Linked DNA regions of Mus musculus: region 2 is linked to region 1. Evidence: chromatin contacts called from ENCODE Hi-C data. All regions are on one chromosome and are shown on one strand. Each heading gives the region's core, a stretch centred on a gene start or an enhancer-like site at or near the end of the contact. The rest is flanking DNA. Distances are from core to core; before and after follow the strand shown.

The links. A loop is a pair of places that touch in the nucleus more often than their neighbours do.
Region 2: a loop to region 1 is called in a map of T-helper 2 cell, with 4 times the contacts of the local background. The contact joins the promoter of Cd82 here to the promoter of Slc35c1 in region 1. A Hi-C loop is called at or near these places in 2 of 37 maps with a recorded cell type or tissue (T-helper 17 cell and T-helper 2 cell).

What each region holds. Positions count from the first base shown.
Region 1 is chr2:92,455,800-92,461,400 of GRCm38, reverse strand. It overlaps Slc35c1 (solute carrier family 35, member C1), which reads left to right and starts at 1,607. Exons shown (of 2, transcript NM_211358.2): 1 at 1,607-2,734. The coding sequence starts at 2,203.
Region 2 is chr2:93,459,767-93,465,590 of GRCm38, reverse strand. Cd82 (CD82 antigen) reads left to right here and starts at 3,089. Exons shown (of 10, transcript NM_007656.5): 1 at 3,089-3,261. It overlaps Gm10804 (predicted gene 10804), which reads right to left. Exons shown (of 5, transcript NR_040532.1): 3 at 136-280.

The DNA of each region.
Region 1 (5,601 bases), core at 358-2,857:
TGAGCTTGATCTCCAACCCTTTATTCATGTCTAGGTATGTGTGCCCAAGCCCCCCTTTTTGAAACAAGTCTCACTAAATTGCCCAGGCTGGCCTTGAATTTTATCCTGTAACTCAGACAGGCCTTGAACATTTTTTGTTTTGGTTTGGTTTTGGTGTTTCGAGACAGGGTTTCTCTGTGTAGCTCTGGCTGTCCTGGAACTCACTCTGTAGACCAGGCTGGCCTCAAACTCAGAAATCCGCCTGCCTGCCTCTGCCTCCCAAGTGCTGGGATTAAAGGCGTGTGCCACCACTGCGCGGCTGAGCTTTTGATCTTCCTATCTCAATTGGGATTACAAGCCCTTTACCATCAGGCCCTACTAATAAAATAGTAATTGAAATACTTTAAGCGAGACATCTTTATAACCAACCACATAAGCAATAAGTCTGGAACCCACTGTGTTAGCCATTTCCATAATAAAACCAGCTCAACCTAGGGCAAACTTGCCTGTCCAACAATGGTGCTAGGGAGAAACCAGAGAAAAGTCAGCCCTTCCAGATGCCCAGGTGTAAAAGACCTGGAGCTAATGGCCCACTCAAGCCTGGTTCCCGGGACTGAGAAGGGTACTCTCGTAGGGGAGTGGCGGCATCCGCAGTTCTCCCAACCACGCCCTTCTGGAAGCACCAGCTTGGACCCATAGGGCCAAAGATGCATCTTGTCAAGGGATGCGCCAAACGACAGTAACAGAATGGAGGAGTCCCAGGCTAGCTGGGGTGGAGGGTGGGAGATGGCGTTGACCTTAGATAAAGGAAAGAGGCTTTCTTGATGGGCTCCCGTGGGTAATCGCCCCACCTTGCCCAAAGCCCGACGTGGCAGGAAGTCGTACTGGGGGCGCGGCTTGGGCAGCGTTGCAAGTTCAGCCGAGGGTGGTGCTGCAGGTGCACCCGAGGGCACCGCCGAGGGTGAGCACCAGGTCCCTGCATCAGCCAGGACACCAGAGCCCAGTCGGGTGGACGGACGGTACGTTCTGGAAGGGAAAGGGCCCCGGGAAGGGGATACAGCATTGAGAAGCTCAGAGGCTTTGGTCTGGGCATCCAGAATGGACTTTATCTGGAGGAGGTGACATGGCTTCTCGCCTCTGGAAGTGCTGCTTGGATCTCCGGGACTTCATGTCCTGACTAGGTCTGGAAGCGGTGAAAATAGGGGTAGGAAAAAAGGAGAGGACTGCAACAAGGTCTTCCCGAGTGGCCTGAGCTCGAGGGACGAGGGAGGTGCAACGGTGGGGAGCCGGGCGCAAGGGCTGGGCGGAGGGAGGGGGGGGGTCTCCCTAAGCAGAAAGGTGGTATTCCATTTTCTGGGTAGATGGTGAAGATGCACCTGACCGAGTCTGGTCGATCTGAAGATATCAGGGGAAAAGATAGTGCGGGTGGAGGGGAGAATGACAGAACCTTCCAGAAAATGGGAGAGGCTATAGCACTTGCAAACCCTTCCCTGATCTCCGGGGACTCCCGGAAGAAGAGGGCAGGTCTGTGGGCATAGGTGCAGACTTGCCGGGGAGCTCTTGACGGCCGCGGGAAGTGGCAACGGCCTGCGAGCTGGCCCTTTAAGGCGGCTCGTAGGCGTGTCAGGAAATGCGCGCAGGGCCCGCCCTGCTCGGTAAGTGGCCCGGGACCCGCGTCGCTGAGCCGGAACTTGAATTCGGCTCGTGGCAACCGCAGGGCCTTGCTCCGGTCAGGCCCCTGTCCGTGTCCCTCGAGACGCCTTCCTGAGCCTCGGTGATCTCCCTGCAGCACGCCCTCCTTTCGGCTCTGCGGGTGCTTCCGGGGGTTCCCGCAGCCCATGCTTCCCACGCGGTCCGCGTCCAGTTATTTCCTCCTCCGCTCCGTCCTTCCTTCGCTCTCTCGCTTCCTTTCTCCCTGCGACTCACGTGTCCCCTGTCCTCAAACTGGCCATGGCTGTCAAAGCCCACATCCTTAGTTAGGCCCCTTCTCCCTTCCCTGGGTCTTGTTTCGTGACACCACCTCCCTCCCCCGCCCCGGGAGCGAGCAAGATGAGGAGCGGTGCACCTCGGCAAATCCGGAAGCAGAACTTCATCCAAGAAGGAGGGGACCGATAGGTCATCCCATGTGACAGTTGAAGGCTGCAGCCACAGACCCTAGCTGCTTGAAGCCCTGTAGTCCAGGGACTGCTTCTGGCCGTAAGGTGACCCAGCTCTTCTGCCACCATGAACAGGGCGCCTCTGAAGCGGTCCAGGATCCTGCGCATGGCGCTGACTGGAGTCTCTGCTGTCTCCGAGGAGTCAGAGAGCGGGAACAAGCCATTTCTGCTCCGGGCTCTGCAGATCGCGCTGGTGGTCTCTCTCTACTGGGTCACCTCCATTTCCATGGTATTCCTCAACAAGTACCTGCTGGACAGCCCCTCCCTGCAGCTGGATACCCCCATTTTTGTCACCTTCTACCAATGCCTGGTGACCTCACTGCTGTGCAAGGGCCTCAGCACTCTGGCCACCTGCTGCCCCGGCATGGTAGACTTCCCCACCCTAAACCTGGACCTCAAGGTGGCCCGAAGTGTGCTGCCGCTGTCAGTGGTCTTTATCGGCATGATAACCTTCAATAACCTCTGCCTCAAGTACGTAGGGGTGCCCTTCTACAACGTGGGACGCTCGCTCACCACCGTGTTCAACGTTCTTCTCTCCTACCTGCTGCTCAAACAGACCACTTCCTTCTATGCCCTGCTCACCTGCGGCGTCATCATTGGTGAGTGGGACTGGGGGCGTGGGGAGCAGGAATCGTAAAGATCAATACCACATTACTCATTATCTGTCCCAGGTCTTTTGCACCACCAGTCATAGGGAGAGACCTGTAGAGAACAAATAACTTCCTTACTGTGACTCAGTAAGTTAGGGATCCAGCCAAGGTGAACATAATAATGTTAGGCAGACACTACAGCAAAGCCAGCCAGACACTCAGATCTAGCTAAGCATTTGAGCCATGTTAATGTAACGGATCCCCATTACAAGGTATAATATAGCTGCGTTTTATGGAGAGAAACCCAAGGCACAGAGAAGCTAAGTAGCTGGGATCACACAGGTAATCACTGACGTAGCAGAAATTTGCACATAAGCAGTTACCTCCATAGGTTACACTCTTGACCAACACACCACTGTTCTCAAGAGGTCAAGGGTGAACTCAGGTCATCACAATTGGCACAAGTACCTCTACCCACTGAGCCATTTCAGTGGTCCAGTCAATATGTGTGTGCTTTAAGAGGCTTTAACTACCTTCTCAGATGTGACCATAAGTAATTAATTACCGATAGGAGCGTTGTGCTGATCATTACACTTGTAGCATCCTCTTTATTGTACCCATAAGCTCTCTGAGTGGCGGCATCTCTGTGAAACTGCAGCTCGGAGAGGCTGCGCTCCTTGCCACAGCCCCACAACTAAGAAGCAGATAGTCTGGGACGCAGTCCCCAGTTGGTCATACTCCCTGGCCTGTGTTTCAAGCCAGTCTGCTTTGCTCCTGACCCTTGGGAGTTAGCGCAATGAAAACCAACACTATCACTACAGTCTAAATGTGCTTTTAAATGAAAGCCCAGGAACTTTGAAGCATCCGGCCCCTTAACGGCAGCCACTATGTCCTGATTCCGCCAACATCTTTTCAGTGCCCGGCAGTCACATGGAGCAAGGGCCTCTTGGCTTGGACAGCATGTGTTAGGGAACATGTTTGCCACTTTGAATGAATTTAGTGGCTGCTGGGTTACAGAGACCAGGGCATCTTTCCCCTCAGAGTCCTGAATGAACGAAAAGCAACCTTCATTTGTACCTGCTCTGGATTTTAGTTCGTCTTGTTTGGCCTATTTAGATGTCCCTGGTGTCTCTGAGGCCCAGGCTGGGTGCTCTAGATGTAGGGACCAGGCCAACCTGTACTGTCTTCCCTAGAAACATTGCCCTGGTTGGGCAGCTCCTGGATCCAGGGTTAAGGGGTCTGGGCGGAGAGAGGTCAGATAGTGGCAGGATGCCTCCCACTGCCCCCACATACATACCCTAAGAGATCTGGTACTCCTCCTTCCAGCCTACAAGCTACCGTGGGGTCCCACTTCAGTCCACCAGCCCTGCCAACGTTAGAGGGGATGGGCCTCCTAGTAGGAGAACTTACATGCAGGAAGGTACAGTCTCTGGAGAACCTGAGCCCGGGTCCCCAAAGGGACAAGTAGCTGATAGTGAGGCAGCTGAGCCCCATGGCGGCCTGCCCAAGTGGCACGGGAAAGTGGAGCTCTCTGCTGCCCCCACTACTGGCCCCATCTCTTGGCTCTCCCCTCCCTTCCTCCTGTGGAGAAGGCCCATCTCTGGAAAGGCCTCCTAGACATGCGGCACTTTGCAAAGCCTGTCGGGCTCACAGCCCCTCTAGGGTCTAGGACCTTGAGAATGAAGAATGGAGTCACTTCTAGACTCTAGTGGTAACCACCAGGAGGTACAGGGTGCTCTGACTGTGCAGGGAAACCCACCGTGGGCTCTGCTGAGCCAAGTGCCTGTGAGGCTGGAGAGTCTGGTGCCCTTGTTCTGAGATAGCATCTTGCTATGTTGCCCTCAAGTCCCAGGCAACTGGGGCTGCAGGAGCACCACCTTGCCTCTCTCCAGCTTCTTGAAGACTTGTACCTTTCTCCTAGCAGTCTCTATCTGCTCTCACTCCATCCATTGAGCAGCTATTAGCTTGTGGCCAAGTATTTTCCAGGCCCTGTACTGAGTTTTAGGGTACAAGTTTGAGAAAGGAAGGGTGGGGTCCTTGCTCCTGGTCCGTGAATGATGTTGATGGCAGAAACGATAGTTACACTAGATGCTAAGGGCTGTGGGTATCTAGAGGGAGCAGGGAGCATGTGGGATAACCTGAGCAGGCCTAGCTGAAAAGTCATTGCTGGCATGAGACTGCTCCAGTAGTACAGGCTGGGAACACACATTTGAATGTTTCCTGAAGACAGTTGGGAGCCACAGGAAATATCCACTGTAGAAAGATTATTTAGTTGTAAGACAGAGTAGTAGATTGGTTAACATAGTAGCAAAAACGTGGCCCCAGTTTTTACAGATGAAGGGAATTGGAACTCAGAGAGGTTAAGTAACTTCTCCCAAGCAGCTCAGCTACAAAAATCACAGAACAGGCAGGGGCCTGATGGCTCTGATGCCTGTGCTGGTCCCACTATTCCATGTTGCTAATTCCTGCAGCAGCAGTAAACCTCTGCCTTGTGGAAATGAGGAGTCTAAATAAAGAGACCATAGCATTGCCACAAGCAGGTTTCTACCAACTGGGGGTGGCAAGGAATGCTGTGTTAGCAGCAGGAAGCTGGGAAGAGGCTGAGTACTGGGGGGATGAGGAAGGGATCCCCAGGAGAGGCTGACTTTGGCCTTGAAGAATGGTGGAGTCCCTGGAAAGATGCAGATACACAGAGCTCTGTGGATATACAGAGAAGTGGGGAGCTAAGTAGGTGGCTTGGGGCCATCATGTGACAGAGGAAGTCGGGCTAGATGCAGGAAGCCCGGTGCTGTGGCCTAGGGAGCCATGTAGGTTCTTTGAGCAGGGGGCGGGGGGGGGGGGGGGTGACCCAGGAGTGACTGTAAACAACATCAGGC
Region 2 (5,824 bases), core at 1,840-4,339, 1.0 Mb before region 1:
TTCCTCTCAGAGTAAGCAATAAAGCTGCAAAGAGTTTCAGACAAGTTAACTACAAAGGAGAAGAAGACTCAGACCAAGAAACAGGCTGAGATACCTGGAAGGGATTTAGACCAGCTAAATCACTTGGACACTCACCAACCTGCTGAGCTCGCTGAAGCTGTGTCTTGTGCTCAGGTTCCCAGAGATGTCACCTGTGTCTAGGTTGTGCTTTGGAGATTCATCGGTTCACCACGTTGGACTTGGGGCGTATCCATGCTTTGGTCTGTTGTGGATTCCCTACCTGGGGAGAATTGATGTGTATGTAGAATCCCTTCAGGACAAGTCTTGTCACACAAAGAGCCATCTGTGAGTCACCATCGCAAACATCCTAGCTTGGGGGTCAAGGAGGTCTCAGAGAAGGGTGGGGAGGAAGGTATTTTATGGCCACTTGGCAAAAGTTAGACAAGGTCAAGATCTAGCACCCAGGCCAGGACACCACAGCACCCTATTTTCTCACTATGGCTCTGGGTCTCGAGCATCCATAGTGTCAGGGAACAAGGTTAGATCTTGGCATCTTATGGAATAAATGACAAGCATCTGAGAAGGGCAGTTTATGTACCCTAAACTTAGCTGGAATTGCAAGCTGTCCTGAGCCTCCCAACTTAGGTCCTGGGAACAAACTCCGGGCCTCTGGAAGAACAACAAGTACTCCTGTCCCATGAGCCATCTCTCTAGCCTGTTTCCTAAGCTTAGTTTATAAATTGTTTGATTAATTCATTACCCGGGACCTATCGCTAAATGTGTGGTTGGAACCCTTGCTCACCCTGGCCCATCTGCTCTCTTTCCTTAACCCCACCTGATCGGAGAAAATTCTGGCGTAATTCATCACCCCTCAGCTCTACATTTCGGGCAACCCACCCAAGAGTGCCCCACCCAGGGGCTCAGCTTTTGACCATATATGGGCATGATCCCAGCTCCTAGCTGACGCATCGCATCGTCATCCCTCACCTAAGGCCTATAAAGCCCCTTGTGTGAGCCTTGCTTCGTGACTTCCCTGGTCCACTTCCTTGGGATAGGGTGAACCTGCCTAGGAGTAGCCTTTATCTATTTTAATCTGGTCTAACCTGGTCTAATCTGGCCTACATCGCACTGGTAGAAAACCCGTTTTCAAGGATGACCATGAATCCCCAATCTTCTTTCTCACCTTTACCTCCCAAGTGCAGGGACTTCCGTTTTTTTAGCATCATCCCAGACTTAGTCCCTCACTAGACTGAGCTCTTGGTAAATACAATTTCTTCTCATCTCCACACTCAGAAAGTTGGAGGAGCAGCAGCAGGAAATAGAGGACAACCTGGGCTACATGAGACCAAAAGTAAATAAAAAGTTATTTCCAATGGCCACTGTCACAATATTTTTGTTATTAATCCTTTTGTTTGTTTGTTCCCTTTTCATGCAGCCCAAGTTGGCTTCAAACTTGTTTAGCCAAGGTTGGCCTCAAACTCCTGATCCATCATGCCATGCTGTCTGTCTGTCTGTCTGTCTCTCATAAACCAATAATGTGTTTTTATTAGGTTAGGGTTTTGTTTGCTTTGGCTTTGGTTTTGTGGGTCCCTTCTTAAAGGCACTTACTTTGCCCTGGGTAACACAGATGCTAGGTCTACCTAGGCCCTGTGAGTGAGTCTCAGCCTACCCTATGCCCAACAGTGGCTCTCAACCACAAAGCTGACTCGGAATTACCTGGGACCCTTGTGAAAGCAAACCACCGCAGTTTCCCACCGAGTTGTTTCTGGGTGCCTCAAACCCCAAACATGAACCTAACAAGTTCCCAGGCAGCGATGGGGCTTCTAGGGTGAGAACAGCTTTGAGAACCACTGGGCAGCCTTGCATCCAGCGCCCCACTGGTAAAGCAAGCACATCCACACCCTCCCCTCAGAGGCTTGTACTGCTATGCCAGTGAGATGTGTTGCTAAAGAACTTCAGCAGTTCACAGGTTAATGGCCCTGCTTGTTAACCTGGTAACCTGCCTGAGGCAGATCCATGGTCTGTAGTGCATTGTGATGTGTCAGACATCTGGAGATCTTTGGCAGACCACTTTCTCAAAGAAGAAGCCAGCCATGGAGGTCTCAGGCCCTCTGCCCTCTCCTGCCACCCCTTCACCAGCCTGCTGTACCACAGCTGGCTGGCCTGGGCCACTTCTTCAAGGACCAAAATCCAGAAAAGCTAGGACAAGTATTAAGTATGATTCGAGACGTTGGAATGGTTCACGAACGACTCTGCTGTTAGACTCTAGCCCACGACTTCCCCTCTCTAAAGCTTGGGCTGTGCATCTGTAAAATGGGTGCAAATAATAAAATGGGTACAAATAAAGTAGCCCAGGAGTGGTAGGGACTGAAGAGCAGAGTTTTAACAGCTGTTGGCTTTCATCCTGTCTTTGAGCAAAAGTTCAACCACTGGTAGCTGTTAGTATTTTCAGAAAGTGCTTGGCTCCAGCCGCCTCCACACGGAGACCTGGTCTTGGAACGCGAACGCTCCCACGCCATTCCCGGGTTGCACCAGGATACGCCCGTCCTAGAATGCCAGCGTCGGGGCCCCAGGCTTATAGCCCTGAGCCAGGTTGCTAAGGGGAACAGGCTCGGGGCGGAGCAGAGAATCCCCCGGGAAGGGCGGAGCCGGGGAGTTGCCTCCCAGTTGGAGGCCTAAGGGTGAGCCCCTGGGGAAAGTGATGGACTCAAAGGGGTGAACAGGAGGGCTTCAGAGGACCGCCAGCGGCATAGTTGGGAAGTGGGAAGGATGGGGGAGACCATAGGGGGTGAGACTCCGCAAGGCTGGAAGAGACTGGAGCGGCAGACTTGGGGTCCCAGGTCGGCCTTATCCCCTGGAGGCCCAAAGCAGGCGGAGCAAGGCGCGTACGTGGCCTCGCCTCTAATCTGGAGCTGGAACCAGGCTGCAGGGCTGGGCAGAGCTGGAGGGTTGGCAAAGGGTAGCCAGCTCAGTGTTGTGCTAAGGGGTGTGGCCGTTTGATTGAACCGGGAGGCTGTGGTGGGCGGAGCCTGGTGCTACCTCCCGCAGGGCCCAGAGGGGAACTGTATAGGGGGCGTGTCAAGGGCGTGGTCTTGGGGGGCGTGGCGTGGCCTGACAAGGCCGTTGAGCTTCTGGACTGACTTCGGGAGGGGGTGGCGGGGGAAAACGGAGGGACAGAGCCAAGCTGCGCAGTCAGACTCGGGTTGGGGCGCCAGCTGAAGACGCGGGACTTAAAGCGCGTAGCCAGAACCCAGGCACCAGGTAAGAGAAGCCTGGGGGAGGGGACAGGATAATCGGAAGCAAACTTAGCTTTGTCCGGATTTCCTAGCAGGACCCATTCCGCCAAGCCCGTGGGGCCCGCTTGGCAACAGGTAACAGGCTGGAGCACTTAGTAGCTGAGAAGGGTCGTTCACCTCCGAGTCCCGAACTCCCTAGTTCTGGCTGCCCCACACACCAGCCCTGTGGCCCCGGGCCTGTCCCTGCCCCTAGTCCAGATCTCCTCCGGTTCCAGAAGGAGGAAGTTGATTGAGATGAGCTTCCGAGCGGAATGTGAGGGCTAACAGGTGACAGTCACAGTGGTGTGTGAGTACACTCGCTTTCAGATTGCGTAGCTAGACCTCAGCGACTTCCGCAAAATGTCACTGAGAGAAACGATTTAAGTTGCCCTGGGTTATTGGAAGGAACTCCAAATCCAAAGCAAGGCAGTTTCCGTTCTTTTCCTCCTTCCACGTTCTGAGCGCACCACTGAACTGGGTGGACTTAAGAGTGGAAACCTAGCCAAACTTTTCCAGGTGAGCTGGTTTGGAAGAGGAGCCTGGAGGGATAGCAGCAGAAGAAACTCTCTCTTGGGGTGCATAGGGAGAAGAAGGGGAAACCCTTCCAAACCTGCTCAGAATCTAGCCAAACCCAAGAGAGCTCCTTGCTGTGCCAGGGATTAGGTATTTGTGCAGAAGGGGCTCCACTTCTGATGGTGGGGTGTGTCCTGGGTCCTGGCTGTGCCAAGGATTTAGGCTTTGGGATTCAGCCTAATTGGATTCCACTCCCCTCCAAACCTTAGTTTCCTCATCTGTAACTTGGGGAGCAATGGCCAAACAGTAGTAGCAAGAATTAAGTGAAACTATGTGTACCATGCCTGACAGGCCATTGGGTGCCCAGAAGCCTCACTTCAAAGCTCCTGAGATGTCAGTGAGCAGGTGGTGTGCTGTCTTCCTTCTGGGAAATGAACCCATCTTTGGGGTTTGGCTTGGTTTGGAAGGCTTGTGGGTAACTGCAGCTGTCCCATCCCTGACCTCATCAGAGTCAGAAACTGACACCAGCCATCAACGTCATCTTGTTCTTTTGTGGGTCAGGAAATGTGTTACCTAGACAAAGGAGGGCCTGAGTCCCTAACATAGCTTGGAGATGATGGGTATTGAATTTAAACGACCCCCACCCCCTTGTAAAAAAAACTGCTTAATGAGTCCATGGGCCTAGCATTATCCTCATCCTGAGGTGCTATGAGGCTCCCCAACCCATCTCCCTCCTGGGGAAGTTTCTCTCACAGCTTGGGCTAGCTCAGGGGAAGTCCCAGTAGTCTATGAGGCTTTAGTGGCTGGTATGGGCTGTTTCACTGCAAGTTTACGGTAGGAAGGGCACATGGTCTGCATGAGCAGGGCTGGGCACAGAAGATATGGAAGGTGCCCCATGGGAAATCCTTGCATTTTGGTGGGAGATGAGCCCCTGCTGTAGAGTCAGCTGGAAAGTACTCTGGAAAGCCTGGCTGAAGGCCGCCGGACCACGTGGAAAAGACTGTGTGTGGTGGGGGGCACAGAATATGTGAGGAATCTCTGGGGAATCAGAGTGGGTAGCAGGGATGGGCTTTAGAGTTGAGCAGGACTTTCTGCCTGGACTCCCCAGCCCTGATTAATCTTTGGCCTGCTCCATGGCTGTCAGCCTTTCGGTGGCATTAGATGAGACTTTGCTGCAGTGAGGAGGGTGCACCCTCAGGAGAAGAAGACATTCAGCACCAACTGTGCCTGGTGTGTACAGCACCCTCCCACCACCACTCCCATTCTGTGACGTGAAATGCCAAGCAATGGCACAACGATGGCCCATACCCTTCGGTCACTCAGCGTCTGGAAAGGGGCTTGAGTCAGGGATGTGACAGAAGATATTTGAAGGAAGGATGAGAGGAACCTTTGGGGCCTTAAGGACCAGAAAGGTGGGCCAGAAGGTCTTTCGAACAGAGGGAGATGCTCAAAAGCAGGGTCAGCTTCTTAATGGAGATCTTGAGAAATGGCTGGGTTACTGGTCTAGCTCGGTGGTTCCTACAGTTGGCTGCAACTTTTTAATACAATTCCTCATGTCATGGTGACCCTCGACCATTAAATGATTTTTATTGCTACTTCATAGCTACACTTCTACTACTGTTAAGTGTAGTGTAAGTGTCTGTGTTTTCCAATGCCCATGGGCATCCTCTGTGAAAGGTCTTTTAACCCCAAAGGGGTCAAGCCTACAGGTTGAGAGCCACTGGTCTAGCTAAGGCTGGGCTCTCCAAGTATTAAAGTAGACACGGTAGGAAGGATAAACTCCAGAAGGGCTCAGAATGCCAGTGAGAAAAGCTTGGCCTTGTGTTTTGGGAAGTGAGGTGCCTAAAAAGGGCAGGGGAGTGGTCCAAAGCTTGACACTGCGTGTGCTAGATATGCAGGGGTAGAGGACCTGGGAAGTCTAAGGGACTTTTGGTGAGAGGAGGCCACAGGTTAGGAACTGCAGACAGCCCAAAGTGGTGGAATCCAGCTATGCCCTGCCCATGGGGCACAGTCAGGGCTCAGAAGGCGACCACACT